Linked DNA regions of Homo sapiens: region 2 is linked to region 1. The links are chromatin loops, found by intact Hi-C in ENCODE. Cell type or tissue: dorsolateral prefrontal cortex. All regions are shown on one strand. Each heading gives the region's core, and the rest is flanking DNA. Links, peaks and the distances in the headings are about the cores only.

Region 1 (10,065 bases), core at 2,773-6,772:
TAATAACACACTAATAACACACATATACTTGAGAGACAGAAGCAATAGTTACACACCACCTAAATTTGCACGAAAGATCACACTACCACATGAATTACATTTACCTTTTCAGAGGGGAAAAAATCTGAAAAATAGTGTCAGCCAAAATTTGTTAGGCCCTTTAAAACTTAACTTTATGAGAAGAAGGAAATTAGACCGTGCCTCAGATTCTATGAAACCTTTTCCTTGATGAATCTGTGCCTAATGAATCCTCTGAAATAACTAGTTGGTGCAGCAGAAATTCACTCGCACAGCCCTCAGTCGTTTGTTAGCGTGTGCGTATGACACATTCAAAACCCAGGTGTCATGTAACCGCCAATAATTTGGAGGAAGGCCAGCCAATTACTGTTTTATTATTTAATTGATCAAGGAAATAGGAACATGCCTGCCAATAATAATGCACTAAATATCAAAATTGCATTTATCTCAGGAACAACACAGTCTGAATGAAATAGGTTCTTTTCAAGGTTTGAGGCATTAAATGCAGCTGTTTTGTAATAGGCTATCATATATAACCACCTAAATCAAATGATACAAATCTAAACATCCATGCTTTTTTATTCAGTGACACTATTTTTTAGACAGCGAACATGTCTTTGATACCCCATGACTATAGCAATCAGGATAACTACCATATTAAATGCATTCAGATAGCACTTTTAACATAAGAAAGATTAGCACCTAAGTCAAATTGGCTAAATAAGTGGAAAACTTCTGTATCAGGCTACCTTCTAATAGGAAGACTGCTTGCTTGCGAAAAATTTTCACCAGTGTGTCATCCAATTCAATTTCCTGAAGCTTAGAAATGAGCTGCTCCTCATTCCGGCAAACTTTCTCTTGTGTGTACAGCCCATCAGGCATGATACGCTGCTGTCCTAGCCCTATCAGGGCTACTTCCACAGCCAGCGTTAAATAGGATTCCCCTTCTTCTAAGAATTTGTGTGCAGGTAGATGCTGGTATTCCAGAGACTTGCACTGTCCCATATTCTCTGCAAAATGCCACAAAAGAAATCAGAGCTCAGAAACTACTTTTGCAGATGATATGATAAGTACAAATATTTATACTTCCCCGTACAAGCAAATGAATTATGGATTAATGCTGAGAAAGCCAGAAAACATGTTTTTTAGGCTAAAGTGCAGTCTTCCAGTATCTTTTTAAAAATGACCATGAATGATTAAATGTTTACGTTTTGGGGGATATAACATTACAAATACTTTTCTCCCTTGAAAATAAATCACCAAAGAAAACTATAAATCTAAGAAAATATGAACTAAGAATACTTAAGAGAAAAACAAAATTTAATTACACAATAGTAAAATTACACGATGACTTGCACTCACCACTTTTTAAATCCTGGCATTCAAAACGTTTCCATAATAAAAACAGTAGGGAACATAACATATATAACCCAATTTCAAGTCCTTTTTATTATCCAAGAGTCATCAGTTATCACAAGAGGAATGATTCTTTGAACATTCTCTTGTCTCCATTAAAGTGCTTCTATTATAAATTATAACAAACTTCAACCATCAAACTCCCAAGGAAAGTGAATTCAGACTCATGCCTTTCACCCTCCTGACAGTGTCTGGGTTACCCACAGTCCATGAAGGCAACTATCACAGGGCAAATTATGAAGGGGCAAGACTTGAGCTCATCCAGCCATGGAAGCAACAAAGGGACATCGTTACTCCCTGCCTTACCTCCACCCACTGCCCTTGGGCAGTCTTTTTAGTCAAGATTCTTAAGTTTCAATGGGCCAAAGTGAAATCTCAAAACACAGCTTTCAAGGAATGTATGATATAAAACAGTTTTAAATGACATTTAATACTCCCCCTTAAAGTAGACTAAAATATTTAAGTGACAAGTCACTTTCAATGCAAAGACAAATTTGAAAAGCACCTAAACTAGATTTTCTAGTTCTAAATGCTAAGATGTACATCTTTATTTTATAACTTTATGCTAAGAAGTAGTCATAAATGTGGATAAATTCGTAGATACAGAATCACTGGTTAGAAGAGAATAAATATTTTTAAGATTCTCGAAACAGGCTGCCAACTATCAACTCTAAGACTTTTCCCAGTTTTGTAGCAGCCTGCGTGAAAGCATGACAGTGCCCATTTTCTTGCTCTCTTGCTAACCAAAGGTGCTGTTAACTACATGGTTCCATAAAACATAATGTAAAGAAAAACAATGACTACTGCCATTCAGGGTTTAGAAAAAGAAAAGCACATGAGACAAATGTCAATGGTTTTACCTGTAAAATCTGAGAACCCAGAGAGGTTCTCATCATCAATGCGGCAGGCTTCCATAAGGCTACTGAAGAGAGTGCCCACAGGGTCCAGGGGATGTCCAACCCAGCCCTCCAGATTGGTTATCGAGGTTATGTTTTTATGGGGTAGCTCTGTGTAAGGAAAGGGAATTGAGAAATGGGGGAGTAGAAGGGAGATGAAGGGAAAGAAGTGGGGAAAACAGAGGCTTTACCATTTAATAGCAGCATCCTGATAAACCAGTTCTGAATTCTGTTCGAAATTCTCTTTTAATTAAGAAACCAATCAAAAGGTACCATAATCCCCAACTTGTCAACTATTTTGAGTTCTAAAGGTTCATCTGTAAGTCAATATAAATGGTACTGAATTTCCAGGACAGCTCCCAAACATCTATTTAATTCATGTGTCTAGGGTACTGAGTCAACATTACTACTTACACTATTAAATTATGTTGTATAGGGAAAAATGAATTCCAAATTTTCTTTTGAGAAATTAGGAACAACTCCCCCACTTCCCTAGGAGGGGGCATTAGAGAGGACTAAGAAGTCCCACTGGAATTATCAATTGGTAACTCTACCACGATATGCAGAAGAGACCTCTCTAAATCAGTGTTAACTGGGTCATGTAAATTGAGGACTTGAAGGCAGCTGTAGCTTGGGTTAGACTTGTATTCCCACATGAATATCCTTAAATTACCCCCATCACCTTATGAAAATCTTCCTTAGTGTGAATCTGTAAGCCATTTAAGAGAGAACCTTTGCCATAAAGGGGAATGATAATAGACGATTATATATAATTTGAACGAAATAATCCTTTTCATTTTCTTCACAGAATATAATGCTTTCAAGTTAAACCGCAGAATGCTGGGAAAAAAAGCTATGTTTAAGATATATTCCATTGTTGTAAATAATGCAGTATTTTACATCTAAGTGTTTACTAAAGTAATAAATAATAGTAGCTCCTTCTTTTCATTTTTTTGAGATGGAGTTTCACTCTTGTTGCCCGGCCTGGAGTGCAATGGTGCGATCTTGGCTCACTGCAACCTCCACCTCCCGGGTTCAAGCGATTCTCTTGCCTCAGCCCCAAGTAGCTGGGATTTACAGGCAAGTGCCATCACGCCCGGCCAATTTTAGTAGCTCCTTCTTAAAGGAAAACATAATAAAATTTACATACAATATAAAATATACAAGAAAAATATTGCCATGTAAATATCTGAAGAGCCATTCCATGAATCCAATGTTCCTTCACAAGTCTTCTGGTTTTAAGCAATCAACTATCAGTACATAAAAATGAAAGACAGGCCAGCGTGGTGGCTCACGCCTGTAATCTCAGCACTCTGGGATGCTGAAGCGGGTGGATCACCCGAGGTCAGGAGTTCGAGACCAGCCTGGCCAACATGGTGAAACCCCGTCTGTACTAAAAATACAAAAATTAGCTGGCCGTGGTGGTGGGTGCCTATAATCCCAGCTACTCGGGAGGTTGAGGCAGGAGAATCGCTTGAACCCAGGATGCAGAGGCTGCAGTAAGCCGAGATTGCGCCACTGCACTCCAGCCTGGGGGACAGGGCGAGACTCCATGTCAAAAAAAAAAAAAAGAGGAAAAACGGTTTGGCACAATGTATTGAAATTTAAGTCGAGTCCTAGATTCCTTGAAAAGGTCCTTATATTCAATTTCTGTTGCTGGCTTTCATAAACATAATTAGTAGGAAAAAAGAAACATGAGCACTACTCCTGGAAACAACCAAATAAATATGTTTGCATATATACATATACACACACATATATATATGTATATATATGTGTATGTATATATGGATGGGGCTAAAGGAAATGCTGTGCTTATATAAACAAATATATTGTCAAGTGATAGAAACTGAGGAAATATGAGAAATCAAAAATAAATCAAATAAATCTGTTTTTTTTCAGAATCAATAAGCTAACACATCATGCCAAATAATTTTGAAAATGTATAAGATATTCCATTTACTAATCTTGGCCCATAACAAGTAGCTGTTATGGTACTTTAGACTTGTAACAGCTATGGAAAAGCCTATTTTTAAAATACGGAAAAACAATTACCAAAAATAAAGTAGGGAAAGACATAGGTATAGACATGTAATCCTAGCAATACCTAAGAATGGTTGGAAATAAAAGTTTTCATAGCTTGCAAGATAAAAGAGAAATGGGTCTAAGAATGGTCTAGACCTAAAGGTTACAGAATTATCTCAAAGACAATCAAAGGAGTCTAAGTTAACATATTCTGTAACTTACCTAAATGTAAACATGTTTAGGAACATTAGTTAGTTAGGAAACTAACTAACATTTTTACACTTTCCTTTTTTATTACAACATTTTAAACAAATTTTAAAAGTCAACATTTATTCATAAAATGTATAATATGATTTTTTTTAAAAATCAGATGATCATCACGAACTGGCTCTCTTTTTGCACAGTATAACAAGTCCTGCACTCTTTGTTTGAATATTATCCTTTATACTATTCAGAAATAAATTCCTTTCACCATAGACTGTGTATGTGTTGAAGGAAGAAGGATTTCAGAAAAATTTTCCAAAGTACCTAGCAATGTATTTTGCACACACCAGTGATGATATGAAGAACATCATGAACTGGACAAAGTCACGACAATCGGGGCTCTCACATTCCAATCCCATCTGAGCTTCCCTCTTCCTTTGGTTCAACTGTAACTTTTGACTTTTTTTCACTGTTAAAAGTTACAATAGACACTTGCTCCAACCTCTAGCCTTTTAATAATTTTTAGTTATACTCTAGTATGTGTATAATCACCCAAGCATTAAAAACAAAAATATAACCAAAACCAAAACCAAAACAAAAACCCAGCAACTAAAACTATCCCTCTTAATGAAAAATAAAATCACAGAGTGAAAACGAACCTGCTAAAGAAACATAAAAATAAAATTTATACCTATAGAAGGAACAAGATGTACATGGATTAATCAGAAAAAGCATATACATTTCTTTATCTGATCAGGGTCTTGTGCATGTAATTCAACCCTTTGCAATTACTATTACTCAGTAATAGTTATTCAAAATTTAAAAGATTAATAAACTGAGATAAAGAGAAGTTAAATGTGTTCTTTCAGCTGACAGCTCATCAAATGTCATTTACAGAATTTGAAAAATCCAGTTCTATTCTGGTCACTTTAAGTAAATATAGTAACATGTCCTGATGTACAAATTATTACAGCTAAAAAGTTTTAGAATGCTTACACATTGTGCCAAGCTTTGCTTTAAGTGCTTTACAGAAATTAACTTGGTTTAATCTTCTCAACAACTCTAAGAGATAGGCCCTCTACTGAGCCTCATTGCACAGAAGAGAATTCAAAATCACAGAGACGTCAACTGATTGCCTAAGGCACCCATTTGGGACGTTAGGATTGCCGGGATTCAAGCATAGGCTGTGTCCTTATTGTTAGAATTAAAATGCACTTCCACAAAATAAGGCATTTAGCTAACATGCATTTTAAATAATTTAGACATACTAAATAGTCATTAAAACAATAAAGAAAATTATCCCCCTTAAAAAAGTAACTAACCTGAGAGATTAAAAAAAAAAATCTTTGCTTACAACATTCAACTAAGAAAAAGATGCCCCAAATTTCTCACAGATCAGCCATTATTTTAAATGAATGGCGAGTAAAGCCATCATCTATGGTTTTAGTTCTAAAAGCCATCTCTCCCAGAACACAAAACCTAGTAATGTCATCACTAAGAATCCCATTCCAATGGAAACAAACTCCTTCACATTCACCTTTTTTTTGGGTTCGGAACATTTCCAACTGTTTCTGCTGCTGTCGTCTTAATGTATTAACAATAGCTATTGCTAGTCTCAGTGCTTCTCTGGGGTACCCATGAGAACGTAATGCGTCCACTCTTGCACAGGCTGTAGGAACATGTTCTAAAACAGAAAGTCAAGGGGGTAAAGTTGCCACTGTCAGATATATCCATAAAAAAAGAATTTAATAGTAAGATGTTTCTCCCAAAATACTATTAAAAAGACACAAGAAACCATTCCTGAACTTGGATTTGAATGAAAATCTCAGCTCCTATTGCCAAGCATTCATCCATCTCCCATTGAATCCTTCAGTTCTCCACCTCCCATTCCAGTAATGCTATAGAAACTAAACAAAGAAGTAAGTCATGGAAATGTCTTTCCGGTTTGGTCACTTACCATGCCAGAGGGGCCACCCGCGGGAGTCGAAGAGGGAGTTTTCAGTGTCGTCATGGTAACAGTAGTTGGTGTATAGGTCACTGCTGATAATGTGCTGCAAGTGGCTATCCTGCCAGTGGAGATCGCATGCCTCGATGGCTCGGGTGAACACTGTCCGATGTGGCCTGTTCGATGAATCTGTTTTTTCCACAATTCAGAAAGCCGTGTCAGCTATTATTCACATGTGAATAAATCAGTCATACCATTCTGTGGCCAGATGTTCATGAACACACCCACACACATTGTCCTGCACCCCCTAAGCAGAAGGGTGAAGGGTGAATACTCTCACATCCTAAGTACTAAGAGGCAGGTCAGCCCAAGAGCCACCATTCACTCACTTGTTTATCAAACACAAACATTCTGCAGCCATTAAAGCTAAGGTTAAAGGCGTCCTGCAAAAAGAATTGTCAAGTCTAGTTTCCATGCCAAATACACTCAAAGGAGCCACTCAGCACAAAAGTCACAGGAAAACTCACTGCTCCCCACTTCTGAGGTGCTGTGGTGGGCTGCCCTTATGGGATCAACAGCTCTCACAAACACTATGCAAGAGATGCGACACCAGCCATGGAACCTTTCAGGATTATGCAGTCAGCCTTTAAAGATATGCATAAGGGTTGTGCTTTTGGTTGTATTTTTTAACTATATTGTGCGGTTTTGCACAATTAAAACTATTATGCTTCTTGGGATATAATGCTTAAATATCACTTTATATCCCAAAGGGCATAAATGCATATATTTAACATTTCACAAAGCCACACAACATAGCTACAAAACAAACCAGCGCACTTACCTTGCCCCTACAGGCTGCCTCCTGACTCCTGGGCAGGTTCCATGACTGGTGTGATGTCCCCAGCATAGTGTATGCCAGGGCATCACAAAAGAGCAGAGCCATACACTCCGAAGAGGGTTCAAGTTTCAGGACCTGACGGAGAAAAGAAATGTTTGGGGAATAAAGGATATTCTCACCTCAACTCCTGGGATTATTCAATTCCTAAGGATTATATGGTTCAAATTCTACCTGCACACCCACCCCTTGGGTTCCCACTCTAAACTTACCTTCAACTGTGGCACAAACTTTAGCAATCCTCAACTGGAAATCAGGTTAACAAACTATTTTTATTTATGTGTACTTAACCTAGTTCAAATATAACCTCTCATTGTTCTGAGACTTAATTAAATGAGAAGCAAAATCTAGAGCTTCCTTAATTGGTAAGATTTCATTTTCCTGTCACCGGACCTTTGGCTGAGCACAGACATAAGGGAAAACACAAAAATCAAAGGACAACTGAATTGAGAAGAAGAGACTGGAGAACTCATCTACGCCAACCCCTTTACTCTGCTGATGGAACTGAAAAGCAAGGGAAGTAAAGTGACTTGCCAAGGTCACACCATCAGGCAGTGACAGTGGAGATTAAAACACAGATATCCTTACTGAAAATTCAGCTACTTCAGCTGGTTTGGAAAGGCTTTTGACAAGTCTTTAACAAAGAGACATTACTTCAGTTTGGTCTCAGGTCAACTTAGCTATCTGTACCTGAATGGTAGACATATCAAAATGCATGTGTGATAGATCATTTGAGAGGCATAAATAATGATGATCTGTTATGGCTCCCACCCAGACTCCTCACTAGAGGTGGATGGATAGTGAAACTGCAAGGGAGAAGGCAAAGTCCTACATTTAAGGACGTTTTGAATCTATTGGGGCTTTTTGCTGAGCAGAATAAACATACCCATGCCCAGCAAGAAATTGGTTCCGTGACCTCTCACAGTCAATTGATCAAATGTTTCAAAGTCCAAGCCTCACATAAGTGTTTTTTAGCCTCATGTAAGTATCTTTTGTCATTTCATTTATTTTGTTAAGCTGAAATCATAGAAACAAAATTTAAAACTAAAACGAGACTTTAAAAGAGCAACTTAGTATTATGCATGTATTAAAAGAGTGAGTTAGAGGTCTGCCTATTGATTTGGCTCAAATAGCAAGCTGTTAACATGATTCCATTTTTATAAAACATTAATAGATACCTGAACCTTTCACATGTTTATATGTGACTATATAAGTGTAGAGAAATGTTGCGTACACACACTAGGCTTTTAACATGGTTAGCTCTAATAAAACCAATGACAACAAAAGAGGCTAAATACTCATGAAATGAAATTTAAATGACAAGTCCTGTAATAATATGGGAAACACATAAAATTAAGTATGTAGCTGGACATAGAAGATATACAATTAAAAATTTGGTTTGACTAGGTATCAAAATTAGTCAACTTTTTAAAATCTTGAATGTCAGTGGCTATTCAATTGTGCAGTAAGATTGAAAAAAGGGAAATAATTATCTTGAGCAATTTTTTTAAATGATAAATACACATATTTGTAAGAATTTTTCATAAAGTACACAAAATAGTAATACATGCTGATTAAGGAAAACTTGGGAAATTAAGTAAAAAGGAGATATTTTTGTTCTTCTACTAAAAAAATTATAAAATTGGCTATACTTTTGGTATATTAAAAAATTATTCTCTTTCAAAGGGTATAGATTGCAATGTTGTTATTCATTAATTCTAAAAAATTACCTCAGCAGAGGCAGAGCCTGGATAAGCCCTTCACATGCACTCTAATGTGTAAACACAAGAAATTCCGTCCATGGCCTATACTGTGTGCACACTCAGTCCAGCTGCAATGGCACAGCTGCTGGACTCTATTGGCCACCACAAGCTCTACCCTGGGGAGCCAGCTGAGCTTTACAGGGAAGGGCACTACAGGTATGAACACCAGACCTCCTCTGTAGGCATGTCTCTTCTGACAGCCCCTCAGAAGGATGGGGGTATTCTGCTAAAAGTAGGTACCCTGGTGCCTTTCGGTCCAACAGATATAAACACTGCCCTTAGAAACAAGGTCCCAAATTGTATCACCTAGGCCAAACCATAAGCGAAATGAACTCTTTAAGTCTGGAGGCTGGACCATTTCTTACCAGCTTTCTAAGGCCATGAAATATTCATGCTTAATCAAGGGTAACAGAATAAATGGAATGTAAAAAGTAAAATGTAAAATGTTTGAGTAGCAGTCCCCAAAAGCAGTGGGGAATGAAACATAGTATAAATAGAAGGGGATTAAGGATATTACCTATGTAGATGTAGGCATACCCTTTCCTAGCAACGGAAGAGAATAAATGTTGAACAATTAAACTTAAAAATTCTGAGCACCTGGAAAAAAACTGGGGGTATGTGGGATACATTTATTTTCTTCGAAGTTATTAAATACAATCATCATGGGCAATAAAGATATGACAGACTTCAAATATTGAATTCCCATGGCAAATATCTCTAGACAAGGCAGAGTCAGACAATTGTCTTTCTCAAGTCCTAAAACTTCTTTTTGATTGGAAAAGTCCCTATGGAGTAATACATATCATTTTCTTTCTTTGCAGAGACTAAAAACACTATACTAACATCACATTCAAACTCAGCACATTGTTCCAGTTATTTCTAGTAGTACAAATTCAGCATGTG
Region 2 (10,065 bases), core at 3,782-7,781, 90 kb before region 1:
CTCCCAGTCTGGCTTTTCAGATGCTCAATCCTGCAGTCCAACTGATACCAGGATGCCCAGGGATTGAGCCCAAAGAGCCCAGCTGGGCCCAAAAAGGAGCCATCCTCCCCAAAGACGGAGTATGGAAACTTCCTCTGAGATAGGCTCCCCCTGCCCAAACAAAACAAAAAACACAGAAGTCCATCTCTCCTTTCACTTGTTCTCTGATTCCCTTTAGCAGAGCCCAAACCTTTCTCCACTAAGAGCAATGTTTCTCAACCTCAGCACTTTAACAATGGCACCAGATAATTCTGTCATTTGGGGGCTATGCTGTGCATTGTAGGATACTGGCCTGGCCTCTGTGTACCAAGTGAGTAGCACCCTTCCCAAAAATGTCTCCAAACACTGAGAAATGTTCCCTGCAGAGCGGGGGGGGCAAATTGTTCCCAGCTGTGAGCCACTAAATTAGGCACTAAAGTCCAATAATTCTGAGAGATATAACAACCTTTTCATGTGTTTAATACAATGGTAAAATGTAAATCATGTTTATGAAAATCATTAGTAGACAAATAATATGAGAATAAGAAGTCAAAATTATTGAGAAGAGATGACACAAACTACAAATGTGCCTGCTATTTAGGGTGTTTATATTAGTATTTGCTGGGAGTTAGAAATATGATGGGATTCAGGTGACATGAAGATGTGCTGGATACATTCCTTTTACCCCACCCGGCCCTCTAAATGTGCTCTCCACCCTTGTCCACCTTGCTTTGTGCCTCAGGAAGGTGACCCTATGGGCTACATCGACATGCTCACTCTCTCTCTGGCTTTGGATGGGTTTGGCCCATGAGAGGAACTGGCCAATGGCAGCATGGGAGGAGAATGAGGTTGATTACCCTGGATCCCTCCTGGCCAGATCATGGTTGATTGGCTGCTCTCCTCCTCCACAGGCCATGGCTGCTATTGGTAGGCTGTCTTCCAGAGCTGCATCTCTCTCTCCAGCATGCAGGAACTACATCCCCCCTGGGCCCTGCAGGCCTAGAAGTGGTAATGGTGCCCCACTGTTGTTAGCTCAGGATACTGCACTGTCTTTTGTTCATTTCCCTAAATCCTACCCACACTTTTACAAGTCATCCTTTTGCAAAAATCTCCTCCGATTACTCAGTTTGAATGTGTCATCTGTTTCCTGCTCAACCCTGACCTATACGGATGAACAGAAAATCATTTGAGGGGACAGTGGCCATTCTGGGACAGGATTTAGGAATTCTTGGATCCCTTGACCAAACACTAAAATGCCTTGTACCAAAGCAGTTCCTGATACCTCTTCTCTATTTCTCCCCCCAGTTACCAAACCCAGGCCTGAGATCTCTCACTCATTCCCTGTAACTTGAAAAAGCATTTGCCCCTATACCAAGAGTAGATGTTGTCCAGGCCATGTTTAGCCTTCTCAAAACAGTCATGAGCAAGGACTAAAAAAAGAGCATCCATAAAATGGAAAGATAGCAGTTCCTTACCCTAAGAGACCAAGCTCTATCTGTTTTGTCACTTACGCTACAAGGATGACACACTTACCCCTTTGAGAGTGCACTATTTGGAAAACAAGGGTAAATGACCGTCCTCCAATGTAGCACAAAATTTCTCCTTGAGGCATAGAATACCTCTGTCTTAATTCTAATGTATCCAAGAGGAGAACTAAAATACACTGGGCACATGGGAGGAGTGGGGGTCTTCTTCACTAGCCCCTGGACTGTCTGGGTTAGACCAGGGGATATCTGCCCTTCCAGGCCTCAGCTGCCAGGAGGTGGGAAGGCACAGAGCTCCCGTATGGCACTGGCCCATGAGCACCCAGTGATCTGGAGGGCAGGTGTGGCAAGGATGGCCCCAGGGAGCCAGCTCTGCATCTGGCAGCAGTGTCTCTGGGCCAGGCCAGGACAACAACCTCGATTGTCCCTCTCAACAGTAGCCTTGCTGATCCCGGAGAAAAGAAAGCCATGGGGCCATTTGGACCAAGCCTCTGCAGGAAGAATGCTGCCCTTTCTCTGTAGCGCTGGATCCGATAGTCATGGAATCAACAGCTCAGAAGCTGGCAGCCCCCTCGGAGGCCTGGGCACCCTCCCCCATGGTCACATGGCCCAAGACACTCTGTTCTTTGTGACAGCCACTTGGCAGGGTGGGCCGAGGACCTCTGTAGACAAAGATGCTTCAGGTGCCCCTGAACCCCCTGGAAATTGATGAACGATCTCCTTTTATCTGTGCCCCAGCATGCCCAGCTCACCTGGCCCCCAGGCTCCCCACGGCCTGATGCTTGACTGTTATTCACAGTAGAAACAGAGACAGCATCAGATTCAGGGAGCAGAAGGGCAACACAAACACCTCCAGGGCTTTTGCCTCATGTGGCTAACGTCAGAGACGTTTTATGAAAACAAGATTGGAGGTCACATTGCTTCTTGGATAAAAGGAACTTTGCTTCAAAGAAATTTACTTGGTAAACAAAGCTAGGAAAATTGCCAGAATATCACCAGGCACAGCTGGCCACCTTTCAGCTGCCCAGTGTTTCCAGAGCAGGGATCTGGAGACCCAATCACTGAACCCCTGGAACCCTCAGTTTCCCCCTCTGTAAGAACACAAAGACAAGACTAAATGAATCTCAAAGCTCTTTCCAGCTCTACACTCAGTTCAGATTTAGGAACATCCCGTCTCTTGGCACCTACTAAGGAGAAGTTAGCCAAGAAGGAAAAGGGGACAGAGCATAATTCTGCAGCCGGCCTGCCCAAGTTTGAATCCTAGCTCTACTGTTTACCACCTGTGTGACACTGGGCAAGTAATTTAATCTCTCTGTGCCTCAGTTTCCTCATCTGAAAAGTGGGGATAGCTTTAGTACCTGGTTCATAGAGTTGTCATGAGGATCAAACAAAATAACATAGGTAAAGCATTTAGAGCTCACCTAGGGTAGAGTAGGCACACAATTAGCATTTGCTATTTTCCTTACTCTTTTTATTTATACAGAAAGCCATCTGAGTCCTTTCCTGTCACTAGTTCAGCCTTGCTAAAAGCTTTTGACAAGCAGGTTCTCAGGGCAGGGAATGGTATTTTTCTGGGGGAACTGAAGTCATGCCAACCTTACACTCCCTTCTCAGCTAGCATTCCCCTGTGCTGGCAAGGAGGGTTGGCGAGGAGTATGCAGTTCCTTACAAAATTATGCAGGACACGATGTCTACCAAATTAGAAAGAGCAGGGAAACACAGACGAGGGCCTGTCTACAGCCTCCTTGCAAGCCATTGGGAAGGCTTGCGACCAGGTTCTGAGCCTGTGGGAGACTCCTCCACTCACCCACTGTGCCCCCCAGCTCCTATCCAAAGCACCTCCTCTCCTCTAATCCCAGGTCTGGCTCAAGGCACTCACTGCCAGGGAGACATCTCATATCATTTCTTGGAACCCAGAAGCCACAGGCACGGCAGCCAAAGTGCTGGGCAGGAACTGAAGCTGGGTGTATGCTGAGGAATCACTGTCCCCATGGACCAAGTATGTGGGCACAGCAGGCAGGGCACGTCTATAGCCTGCCACGGTAACTCCCAGACAGCAGACCTTAGAAACCCAATCCAGGCAGGGCCCAAGAGTCCCTTCCTGCCAGCCGATGGCTAGACACCCCATTAACAAATACATGCTGGGCTGAGTGCTGGCTATGTCCACACCCCTCTCTACATCCCCCGGCACCTTCCTCGCCTGCTCTCCCTTTGTAGAAAGTACCCAGGGGCTCCCTTGCCCTCTGGCTTCTGGTTGGGTTTGGCCAAGAGAAGGCAGTAATAAGAGAAAGGAGGGCAAAAGGACAGTGAAGTCAGGTTCCCTATTTCCCCCAGAAGCCTTTTCTTCAGGCTCAGCTCCCTCCCCTTGACTCCTGGGCCTGGGAGTAACTGAGGCCTCTTCCTGTCACCCGCCCCTGTTGTTTGCCCTTGACCCTGCCCATGCCTCTGTTAGGAGGCCTAACTCTCCCCAGCTGCCCCGTGGAGCATGCCGTCTGCTTCCTGTGGGACCCTTAGATCAGCCAAGTGTTGAGCTAAGAGCTCATCCCTCCATCAGCTTTGCATCTTCTTTTTCTTTTTCATATTTGTACCACAAAAGGATACATATAACATACATGTAAGATATGAAACCAGGACCCAAGTTAAAAATATAGAAAAGTTACAGGCTTCCCTGTATGTTCTGTCATACACATGCACACACATCTTAATAACTTTGAAGCAGTCTGTGTGTTTCATGGCCAATGCTCATCACCAGAGACACACATGTGGGTGTGCACACACATACACACACAGGCACAATTCACCACAGCAAAAGGCTAGGAATAAAATAATAACCTTCCTTTTCTACTTGTCAGCCCAGAGCTCACAACTCAGCTGGCCCAAGACACCATGTGAACCTGATAGCCACACAAAGTTAGACCCCCAATGAGTAGAACACTGGAGAGAGGGAACATTAGAGTAATTCTCATCAGCCCTTCTGTTTTCTAATGGGGAACTAGGACAGAATGCCACACACCCAGGACTTCGGGGCAGCTTTTCTTCTGTCCTGCTGCGATAATCATTACTGTACACAGCCCAGCAATTTGGCGCCTCAGCAACCAGACTCCTGGTAGGTGCCTGGGCTTGACCATTACAGGGGGATATTATGATCATGATTACAGGATGACTGAGCCGTCCAGCAAAGTGACCAGTAATTTGCAATCTAATGGCCATTCAGTGGTGGGTAATATTATGGACCTTACCCTGCAATTGTAAAACAACCAGCCCTCTCTAATGTAGCATTTTTCCCATCAAAAGCCCAGCCTTTGCTTTTGATTTCTGTTAATCAGTGGCTGTGGCAGCTTTGGCTTTAGATTTGGAAAAGCTAAACAAGGGAGCATGAAATGATACACTTCTCTTTAGAGCCCCTGAATGGGAAGTTTAGGCAGTTCTGTCAAGTGGAGGAAAAAAATAAGTGAAAGAAGCATCTGGAAGGCAATTTCATTTCTTAAAAGAGCAACCCCAAAACCTTTGTAGAATGTAGCAAGAGTTGCCTGGGAATCTGGGAGACCAACAAAGCCAGGCATGACAAAGAAGATAGGTGTGTACACAGGTCCAGTTGGGTCTAATTGGGTGCACACCACAGCCCATGCTCACTGTGTGCATGCTCACACATGTATCTGCATGCATGCACATGTATACACAGAAGAATACAACTTCCTCTAACCACAGGGTTGCCTGCTGGGAGACTCCCAGGTTAGGCTTTGAGGGTCTCTCCTGTATGCTGTTCACAATTCTACCACTGGGAACAGCTCAGTTCCATCTTCCCTGAAGTCAGTGGGCGTGGGTCAGGAGAAAAGACTGAATTGGAGGTAGATGGATCAGGCCAAGAGGAACAATGGACAAGATGAGATTGTTGTCATTCCTGGACTCCATAGAGTCTAGATTTGGCGTGTCCACCTGCAATAAGTTCAGAGGGGGCTTTTAACAATGGAATTGGAAGGTAAAGAGAGATAATTGGCAAATAGCTAAAGAGGAAGATGACCAAGCCAAAAAAAAAAGAAAAAAACCAGTTCACACTATCAAGCAAGAAAACAGATACACTAGAAATAATGGTAAACATTGGGTTGACTCCTCCAATCCATTCTACCACAGATGTTTAATCTAAGCCAATCAAGCAATCCCAACGGACATGTGACTGAACCAGAGCCTATGAGACGTGAAAGGAAATTTCCTCCCTCTTAAGAGAAAGCCAGAGAAAGGGACAGTCTCTCTTCTTCCTTTGGATATCATCACATCCACAAGTGATGCCTGGAACAGCAACAACTATCTTGCTACCACCCAGATGAAGAAGTTAATATCAAAGATGGCAGAGGGACGAAGCACAAAGAATATGGGTCTTTCATTATGTCATTACTCTAACAAGCAGCCAAGCCTGGTATCTATCCAACTGGATCTTCAAGTTATGTAAGATCATATGTATTCTTTATTAGAACCAATATCAGTGAGGTTCTCTATTAATTGCAGCTTAGAGCACATTAATTGAGATCAGAGCCAAAGCCAGGAGGAAAGGCCAGAGCGGACCCCCAGCCAGACTCAGTGCTGATCTAGTGAGAGCTACTCACCCACTCCTCTAAGCCCAGGATCAGCCCCAGAGCAGCCTGGAGCTAGCTGAGTGTACAGGCATGGAGTTCCCAGCTCAGCTGCCACTCAGGGGTTTGAGAGGGCAGAGAGCCAGCCAGCCCATGATAAAAATCTATTCAAGGGCTACAGAACACAAATGTCCTGGCCAGTTGGGCACTCCCCCTTTCCTCTAGAGGCCTCCCCTCAGCCTCTTTCTCAGCCAGGGCCCACAGCTGCCAAACGTAGAGGCTGACTCCTGTGCTCCATGGAGCCCCTCTTGGAACGCTATATCCCCTGGATAGCTGGGGCTTTGGGGCACTTGTTCCTTTGCAAAAACTCCTCATTCCAGAGTAGTGAAAATGCACATTTATTTTTATTTTCATTTATTTATTTATTTTTGAAACGGAGTCTCACTCTGTCACCCAGGCTGGAGTGCAGCGGCACAATCTCGGTTCATGCAACCTCCACCTCCCAGGTTCAAGCTATTCTCCTGCCTCAGTCTCCAGAGTAGCCGGGATTACAGGCCGTGCCATCACACCCAGCTAATTTTTTCTATTTTTAGTAGAGACAGGGTTTCATCATGTTGGCCAGGCTTGTCTCAAACTCCTGACCTCAAGTGATTCACCCACCTCGTCCTCCGAAAGTGCTGGGATTACAGGTGTGAGCCACCGCACCCGGCCAGAAATGCACATTTGAAGGCATCTTCCCTCACATTCTCTGTTTGGCATACTGGGGATGGCAAAAAGGTTGAATTGAGTATGTTTCTAGTAGAAGTCAGTATTTCTGACTTTCAGCTTCAACGTTTCCTGAGTTCTTATGCTATTTGTGACTAATAGTCTTCCAATGAGAAGGGCAGTCCAAGGATCATCAGTGTTGACTTAATTACCCTTCAGAGATGCACAGGATACCAAGAGCAGAAAAATCTCAAAAAAACACAACTCTTTATTTTATAGATGGATAAACACGGAGGTCTAGAGAGATGAGAGAGGTGGTCATGATGGCACATACTCAGCGATTGATTGTTATTTCTGTCATCATCTATGACACAAAGTCAAGGTAGGGGTGCCCAGAACATGGTGGCTAATGTTTCCAAATTAATAGTGCCACTTCACAGAGCCCTCTGGGGACAAATCTACTTTTTCACCTAACCACTTTTTTTAGTCATAAATCATGAGCAACACTGCTGGTGCATCACACTGCTCCGTAGCGAACAGGAACAAATGCAAGTGCTTGTTACACATTTTCTAATTTCAGAAAAGGAAAAGGGGTTGTTGCCTGTGAGTATGGAGGTCAAGCTGCGTGCAAGCTGTGTTAGCAGGTAATGTGGGCACTGAGGGAGCCGGGGGCCATCCTGGTCTGCACGGACACACCTCCTCCAGAATAGGCTCTGGGAGCAGCCAGAGTCTCAGAGCTGACCCCATTCTGTCGTCTGCCTGCCCAGGAGGCGACCTATGGGCCATGGCCATGCCCACATCAGTGCTAGGCTGGGCCAGTCCCACAGAAGCCAGGGAAGCTATAGCCCACCTTGCCCCAAGAGAGGGGACACAAGACCTAGCACAATGGTTCCCAAAGCTGGCTGAACATTAGAGTCACTTGAGGGAACTTTTCCCTGGCCCCCCCACAGACCAATTCAATCAGAATCTCTGGGTGCGAGCTCAGCATCTGGACTTTTCCAGTTGGCCCCAGGTGATTCCAACATGGAGCTGGTAGACTGTAAATCCAGAGGTAAACAGTGTGGGATGGGACAACCCAGGCAGTGGCTTCCCAGGCTGAGGGGAAGGAAATACCTCTTTCTTGGGACTCTTTCTACTTGTAGTGAAGTGTTTCCTGGTCAAAGGCATCTTCGTGTGTGCTAGATATGGCATTGAATAGGCCCACTGCTGATCTGTTAATCACAGGTAAGAATTTGGCCCAGGCATGAGCACACTGCCTTACCAGGGGGCAGAGGGATGGGATAGAGTAGGATGGCAGCCCACAGCATAACTTCCTACCTCCTGGCCCATGAGATAGGGGAACATTTGGGCATTTGAGCTTCTTTATGCAGCATGGTGTCACAGGATGCCATGGGAGAGGGGTCCTCATTCCCACCTTCTCTGACTTTCTGGAGGAACTGATACAGAAGGCAGTGCTGTTTTTGGACTGACTGTTCTGAATCCTGAGATTTATAGCTGGAGATCTCTGAGAAGGGGCCAGTGGTTTCAGTACAGGACTCAGGATCAAGATCAACTGGCTGCTTAAGTGTCAGGGACATAATTTAAGATGCCAGTTTCCAAGCTTGTCTCCAGAGATTCTGATGCCAAAGGTGCAGCAAGCTGCATGTTTAAGAAGTTCTCCAAGTGACTTCCCAACCCCTGCCGCCAGCTGGTCCTCCCTCCACAAGAGAAGAACATTGAGATTCAAAGGTCCCAGTTGCTCAGCCTGGGAGGGCACAGCACAGCAGAGTTGAAAGACCACGGACCTAGTCCTTCCAACAGAATTGGAATAGCAGCTCTGCCACTCACTGGCTGGGAGACATTGGTGAGTCTCTTAACCCCTCTGACCCAGAAATTCCACTATTAGAAATTCCCCTGAGGCCATAGATTCCCAGTGGCATGGTTTATAATAGTAAAAAACGAACCAACCTAATTTTCCATCAACAAGAGACTAGTTGTATGAATTACGGTATAATTATGCTGCAGAAGACTGAAGATTCTAAAAGGAAAACAGCAAAACAGCAGCTGAGCTCTGCATGTGCTCCTGTAAGAAGTGGAAAAAGTGGCTGGGCACAGTGGCTCACGCCTATAATCCCAGCACTTTGGGAGGCCAAGGCAGGCAGATGGCTTCTGCTCATGAGCTCAAGACCAGCCTGGGCAACATGGCAAAACCCCATCTCTCTAAAAACCACAAAAATTAGCTGGGTGTGGTTGTGCATGCCTGTAGTCCCAGCTACTAGGGAGGCTGAGGTGGGAGGATCGCTTGAGCCTGGGAAGCAGAGGTTGCAGTGAGCAGAGAACAACTCTTGGCACCTTCAGCTTAGCCCCAGGACACAGTCTTAAAAGCAAACCTGATCTCTCTGCTCCCTTCCACCATCAGATCCCTTACCAGGGCCTTGAAAGTCATTCCCAACCCCTCCCTACCTCTTCAGCCTCATCTGTTACAACAGCTCATTCTCCAACCACAGAATTTTCAATTCTTAAAAGGCATCCGGTTTTCTCTCTTACTTCCAGATCTGCTGCTCTCTTCTTCCCCTCACCCCTATTCCTGGCCACAGCCACACACTCTTCATTTAGCTAAGGTGTCATCTCCTTCCCAACATTTCCCTGGTCCCCCACCCCAAGTCCAAGTGCCCCCTTTCTATCCCCTGGCCTCCCCCATCATAGCACGTTTCTTGCCTTAGTGTAATTGCACGATACCTTTCAGTGCACCTTAAGCTCTGGGAGAGGACAGACTCGACCCGTTTCACCCCTAGATCTCCAGGGCGCAGCAAGACCATGAAGCAGATGCTGAATAAATATTTGTCTAGTGAATAAACAATAGCGCTCATCACAATGTATTAAAGATTATCTGAGCTCATTGATGGTGAACTCTGTGTGTCAGGTGATGAGGACAGAAAGCTGAATTGGACAGTGTCTGGAACATAGGGAAAACCAAAAGAAAAAAATTGCCAAATGAGAGTACAGGAAGGCTGTCTTCCTCATGCTGAACACTTGACTACCCCAAGCTCTAAATATCACCAATGAGACACAGAACATCACACAGCAGTAATCAAAGCTGATGAAATGGGTTAGAGAAAACTGATGAGATTATTGTGGAGGTCAAAGAACTTCATGAATAATCCAATTCTCCCTCAGAAAAACATAGACCACTTTGAAAGTTAATACATTTTTTTAAGGTACAAGGAGTGTACCCTAAGAAAAATATTATTTGGAGAATACTAGGTATCTTTTGTGTCCATTATTAGTGTTGAGGACCAGTATTCCTCTTA

Evidence for each region. A loop is a pair of places that touch in the nucleus more often than their neighbours do. Peaks named below come from ENCODE experiments on the same cell type or tissue, not always from the same donor. Only the 100,000 strongest peaks of a DNase experiment are listed, where the experiment ranks them.
Region 2: it touches region 1 in a loop (2.2-fold over the local background); 1 of 110 quality-filtered maps calls a loop at or near these places.

What each region holds. Positions count from the first base shown.
Region 1 is chr5:61,522,428-61,532,492 of GRCh38, reverse strand. ZSWIM6 (zinc finger SWIM-type containing 6) reads right to left here. Exons shown (of 14, transcript NM_020928.2): 6 at 6,517-6,693; 7 at 6,097-6,243; 8 at 2,295-2,441; 9 at 768-1,028. Among named protein-coding and RNA genes, the nearest start is that of LINC03122, 110 kb to the left of the region's middle. In dorsolateral prefrontal cortex, for the core only: no CTCF peak of the experiment used is centred there; no DNase peak of the experiment used is centred there; H3K27ac peaks cover 2,047 bases.
Region 2 is chr5:61,613,398-61,623,462 of GRCh38, reverse strand. No RefSeq gene overlaps it. Among named protein-coding and RNA genes, the nearest start is that of LINC03122, 19 kb to the left of the region's middle. In dorsolateral prefrontal cortex, for the core only: no CTCF peak of the experiment used is centred there; a DNase peak (open chromatin) is centred at 6,205; H3K27ac peaks cover 3,324 bases.